Linked DNA regions of Homo sapiens: region 1 is linked to region 2. A link is a loop called in an ENCODE intact Hi-C map of the cell type or tissue named here. Cell type or tissue: dorsolateral prefrontal cortex. All regions are shown on one strand. Each heading gives the region's core, and the rest is flanking DNA. Links, peaks and the distances in the headings are about the cores only.

Region 1 (2,907 bases), core at 106-2,605, 140 kb after region 2:
ATGAACCTGTGATCAATTAAGCAGCTGCTCAATCGTTACCTCCTCCTCTCTGCTCTTGTTACCCAATAAATACTAAGGGCTGTAGAAGCTCAGGAAGCTGCCTTTGCTCACTAGGAGCAGGGAGCCCTTTTCTTCTTCTTTTTCTCTTTTTTTTTTTTTGGGGGGGGGGGGGATGGAGTTTCACCCTTGTCGCCCAGGCTGGAGTGCAGTGGCGCCATCTCAGCTCACTGCAACCTCTGTCTCCCAGGTTCAAGTGATCCTCCTGCCTCAGCCTCTCGCGTAGCTGGGATTACAGGCGTGCGCAACCACGCCCGGCTAATTTTTGTATTTTTAGTAGAGACGGGGTTTCTCCATGTTGGCCAGGCTGGTCTCGATCTCCTGACCTCGTGATCCGCCTGCCTCGGCCTCCCAAAGTGCTGGGATTACAGGCGTGAGCCACCGTGCCCGGCTAATTTTGTATTTTTAGTAGAGACGGGGGTTTCTCCATGTTGGCCAGGCTGGTCTCGATCTCCTGACCTTGTGATCCGCCTGCCTCGGCCTCCCAAAGTGCTGGGATGACAGGCGTGAGCCACCATGCCCGGCCCCTTCTTCTCTCTTTCCTTCTCTCTTCTTCTTCCCCACGTTGCCCTTCCTTTAAAATAGTTACTTTTAAGTTTTTATTTCTATTTAAAAGTTTCCTTTGTTTCTTGTTATCATTTTCTACGTTTGTCCCTTCGTTCAGTCTTATAATGACGGTCTCAGGCAGTAACTGTGGCGGTCAGCCACAGGGTGGTTGGTGGTGTGAGCGTCTGCGATGTGAACTGGGAGGTCGGGAGCCTCGCGGAGAAGGTCACGCTCCAGCAGAGACCAGAGGAGAAGCCGAACTCGGGAGGCGGGCGAGGCATTCCAGGCTGACAGGAACTGCACGCACAGAGGCCCTGGGGCAGGACCTGCCTGGTGTGTAGGAGAAACAGCGACGAGGCCCGTGCAGCTGGAGCAGCGTGAGCAAGGAGAAGAGGAGCCGGGAGGAAGCCGATGCGGCGGGTCCTGCACGGCCTGTGGACTGTGGGGACACGGGTGACGTGTGAGCAGGGACGCGTCCCAATCAGAGCTCACAAGCGCCCTCTGGTGACATCTGGGAGAGCAAAACGTGGGCGGTGCCGGGAGAGGGCGTCACATGCTGGGAAGGATGATGAGGATGGATGACAGGAAGGATGATAGGGGAGGATGATGGGAAGGATGATGGGGAAGGATGATGGTAAGGATGATGGAGAAGGATGATGGGGAAGGATGATGGGGAAGGATGATGGGGAAGGATGATGGAGAACGATGATGGAGAACGATGATGGAGAAGGAATGTGGGAAGGTGATGGGGAAGGATGATGGGAAGGATGATGGGGAAGGATGATGGTAAGGATGATGGAGAAGGATGATGGAGAAGGATGATGGAGAACGATGATGGAGAACGATGATGGAGAAGGAATGTGGGAAGGATGATGGGAAGGATGATGGAGAACGATGATGGAGAACGATGATGGAAAACGATGATGGAGAATGATGATGCAGAAGGAATGTAGGAAGGATGATGGGGAAGGATGATGGAAAGGATGATGGGAAGGATGATGGAGAACGATGATGGAAAACGATGATGGAGAACGATGATGGAGAAGGAATGTGGGAAGGATGATGGGGAAGGATGATGGGAAGGATGATGGAGAAGGAATGTGGGAAGGATGATGGGGAAGGATGATGGAGAACGATGATGGAAAACGATGACGGAGAATGATGATGGAGAAGGAATGTGGGAAGGATGATGGGGAAGGATGATGGAAAGGATGATGGGAAGGATGATGGAGAACGATGATGGAGAACGATGATGGAGAAGGAATGTGGGAAGGATGATGGGGAAGGATGATGGGAAGGATGATGGGAAGGATGATGGAGAAGGAATGTGGGAAGGATGATGGGGAAGGATGATGAGAAGGATGATGGGGAAGGATGATGGGAAGGATGATGGGAAGGATGATGGGAAAAGATGATGGGAAAGTATGATGGGAAGGATGATGGGAAGGATGATGGAGAACGATGATGGAGAAGGATGATGGAGAAGGATGATGGGAAGGATGATGGAGAACGATGATGGAGAAGGAATGTGGGAAGGATGATGGGGAAGGATGATGGGAAGGATGATGGAGAAGGATGATGGGGAAGGATGATGGGGAAGGATGATGGGAAGGATGATGGGGAAGGATGATGGGAAGGATGATGGGAAGGATGATGGGGAAGGATGATGGGGAAGGATGATGGAGGATGATGGAGAAGGATGATGGGAAGGATGGTGGGAAGGATGATGGAGAAGGATGATGGGAAGGACAATGGGAGGATGACCGAGAAGGATGATTGGAGGATGATGGGAAAGGATAATGGGAAGGATGATGGCAACCAAGACCAACTCATCTTCACCAAGCTCATGGTGTAGCCAGAAAGTTGATCACCCACAGCAGCACTGCCCACCAGAAACAGACTGAGAACCTCCTACTTTTTTTTTTTTTTTTTTTTTGAGACAATATGTTGCTCTATCACCCAGGCTGGAGAGTGCAGTGGTGCAATCATAGCTCACTGGAGCCTCCAACTTCTGGGCTGAAGTGATCTTCCCACTTCAGCCTCTGGAGTAGCTAGGACTATAGGCATGTGTCACCATCCCTGGCTAATTTCTTTTTTGTGTGTGGAGATGGGATCTTGCTATGTTGCCCAGGCTGGTCTTTAACTCCTGGCCTCAAGCAATCCCCCTGCCTTAGTCTCCCAAAGCACTGGGTTTACAGGCATGAACCACCATGCTCGGCCATTTTTAAATTTTCTAGTAGTTGTATCAAAAAAAGAGAAACACGTGAAATTAATTTTAATAATACATTTTATTAACCCCCATAT
Region 2 (2,907 bases), core at 146-2,645:
ACCCTGGAGGACAGCCACCATCTGCATGGGGACTCAGTCTCCCTAAGCGTCTCAAGAAGAACTAATTCTCGATGAAGGAACTGGCCGGTGGTCTGGCCTAGTATCGAGACACCTACACCGTCTTTGGCATAAACACAGGGCCTGTTACTGCCCCTGAGGTCGTCACCAGGGGGAGAGAATGGCCAGTCCTGCCTCCCACAACGCCCAAGACATAAACACGCAACGTGGCACCACGGCCAGGCCGCAGTTCCAATCCCGGCTTCCCACGAGGCGGCTGTGCCTGGCTGGGTGGGCACCTTTTCCTTTGGGCTCTATCCCAGAGATAGGATCAGCTCTTGAGTCTGCCCGCCTGTCGTAACTTCTGCGCACAGAAGTCATGCACTGAGTCCCACTGACTGAGCACCTCGCAGCCGCCGCACCTTCACCTACATTATCTCTTTCCATCTTCACCAGGGCCCTCCAAGGTGAAAGCAAGTCCACACAGGCTCATCCACCACTCCAAAATCAAAAAAAGCTTCAAAAGCGAAAGTTTCTTCCTTCCTGGTTTGACCTGACACGAAGCTATCTGTTGTCTTATCCTAGACAGTCCTAGGTGGGTTTGATCAAACATCACAGTCCAAAATCCCACAGATCCTCAAATTGGAAAAATTCTGGATTCCAAAATATAGCTGGTCCCAAACATTTCAGATAAAGGGTCCCGGGCTTGTTTCCTGGACGAGGGAGGAGGCTCCAGAAGTAACTTCGTGCCCGGGAGAGGCTGGTCCAACTCTTCTGAGATCAGCCCCGACGCTCTCTAGGCCCCGGCAGACCCACCCACCCTGCGCCCAGTTCGCGCCAGGCGGGTCCGCGTCGGGAGTTCAAATCCCGCCCGGGGTCTGACCCAGCCCCGCCGGGGGGCTCGCGGGCGGCGGAGGCGCGGTGGGTCCACCGGGATCCCGATGGGGAGCGCGGGGCGCCTGGCGGCCCCAGCACTCGGCAAAGTTGGCAAAGGCGCGGGAGGGGAGGCCTGCGCGCCGCGGGGCCCGGGCCGGGGCCGGGAACCGGAGCCGGACCCTGGAACGGAGCCGCGCGCCCACCGGACCCCCGACACCAGCCCCGCCCCGCGTCCCTCCCCTCCCCCACCCCGGCCCCCGCCCGCCCCGCGCCGCCGCGCATGCGCACTGCAGCCCGCGATGTGGCAGCCGGGGGAGTTGGGGGGTGGGGGCCGGCCGGGGGCGGCCGCCGATGGAGCCCCGCGCCCCTCCGGCCCCGGACGGGCCAGGCGCCCCGGCCGGCCTCAGAGCTCCAGAGCGGGGCTCTCCGTCCCTGGGGCCCACGACGAGGCCGAGCCACGGCGGCGGGGGGCGCGGACGCGCGGGGGCGGGGGGCCGGCTCCCCCGGCCCGCTCACTCACCTCCGCCATGGCCGTGTGTGCGCGGGAGGCGGTGGCCGCGCCGGGATCCCCGGATGAGGGGCCGCGCACTCATTGGCTGTGGAGCCTGGAGGGCGGGGCAGGGGGCGGAGCCTGGAGGGGGCGGAGAGCGGGCCGGGCGCGTAGTAGGTGCGCGGGCGCGGGCGCGGGCGCGCAGCCGAGCGTGGCCGGCGGCTTCTGGCGAGCTTGCGGTGTCTTTCCGGCCGTCTCTGCTGGACCCTGATCTTGGCCTTGGCCTTGGCGGAGGAGACTGCATTCCATAAAAATACGAATTCCTGATAATCACACCTGCGTGGGGACCACGTGGTCCTGTGTGACCTCTTCATTCCCTCGGCTGCTCGCTGTTAATACCCCGCGTGGCAGACTAGGAAACTGAGGCCCAGGGCGACGGGCCACCCAGAGTGTCAGTGATAGAGCCAGAATTGGTGTCCGGGCTGCGTGGTTCTGGAATTTTCTGCACTTTCGCACCCGTGATGAGCAAACTAGCGCGCGGAGGAACCAATCGGGGAGCTTGCGAACGCGCACCAGTCGGAGAGGTTTTAGAAACGGTGGCCCCGCGCCGGAGAGCCCAAGGCGGGAGGCAGGGAGGTGGGCTTGACCCCAGGGCCATTTGGTTCTGCAGTCCGTCGTTTCGCAGATTGAACATTTCTGGAACACGTGCACGTTCTGATCCTGAGGGTTTGAAGGAGACAGCCCTAACGCCTGTCTTCAGGGCGTTTAGAGTGGAGGATGGGAAGGCAAGGACTCGCCACACCTTAAATTTGAGACGGATAAGTGCCGTGAATCTTCGGGGCGCACGATGCAGAGAGAGGATAGGAAGCAGGGGTGGGGCGTGAAGAGGCAGGGGCCAGGTGGGAGCTGTGGGGCCTGGACCAGAGTGCAGAGAGACTTGAGAAGGTGGACACCACAAGACTCGCTGATGGAGGGAAGCTGGAGAGAGTGAAGGATGGCCTCCAGATGTCTGGCTTGCGCAAATGAGTGGAGGGCGGTTCCTACTGAGACCAGGAAGAAGAGAACTGGAGACCAGGAAGAAGGGAATTGGGGACCAGGAGGAAGGGAATTGGGGACCAGGAAGAAGAGAATGAGTCTCATTCCTGTTTCCCAGTGATCAGCCAATGAATAGTGAGAACTTGACATGCATCAGCCTTGATTCCTGATGCAAAATCATTACTCAGTCCTCTGAGAATTCACCAACCAAGAGATAGAAGAACCACTCTGGAGGGGTCTACCCTCACTCCTTTTTTGGTTTACATCATTGAGATTGAGGGTTCTGGCCCTCGTGTTGAAGAGTCCTCACTGATTTGTGCAAGAGTTGGTTCCTTCCTTTATTATTCATTTGTTATTATTCATTCAGTCATTCAGTGAACTAAACACATATCTTATGCAGTCCTCAACTGGGTGCTGGGTAGCCAGAGGTCCTGTGAAGCAGGGAGAAGCATGAACAGATAAGAGAGTGAGGTGCTGTGCTGTAACAGGTGGAGGGGCCCGAAGACAAG

The links. A loop is a pair of places that touch in the nucleus more often than their neighbours do. Peaks named below come from ENCODE experiments on the same cell type or tissue, not always from the same donor. Only the 100,000 strongest peaks of a DNase experiment are listed, where the experiment ranks them.
Region 1: a loop joins it to region 2, with 2.4 times the contacts of the local background. A loop is called at or near these places in 11 of 110 quality-filtered maps.

What each region holds. Positions count from the first base shown.
Region 1 is chr19:479,253-482,159 of GRCh38, forward strand. It overlaps a transcript of CIMAP1D not described here. Among named protein-coding and RNA genes, the nearest start is that of CIMAP1D, 5.7 kb to the left of the region's middle. In dorsolateral prefrontal cortex, for the core only: a CTCF peak has its summit at 1,083 (motif pointing left); a DNase peak (open chromatin) is centred at 999; H3K4me3 peaks cover 579 bases; H3K27ac peaks cover 1,168 bases.
Region 2 is chr19:343,381-346,287 of GRCh38, forward strand. MIER2 (MIER family member 2) reads right to left here and starts at 1,416. Exons shown (of 14, transcript NM_017550.3): 1 at 1,394-1,416. The coding sequence starts at 1,402. RefSeq lists an enhancer at 1-472 and silencers at 781-890, 1,191-1,240, 1,311-1,760. In dorsolateral prefrontal cortex, for the core only: no CTCF peak of the experiment used is centred there; DNase peaks (open chromatin) are centred at 269 and 1,491; H3K4me3 peaks cover 1,713 bases; H3K27ac peaks cover 1,355 bases.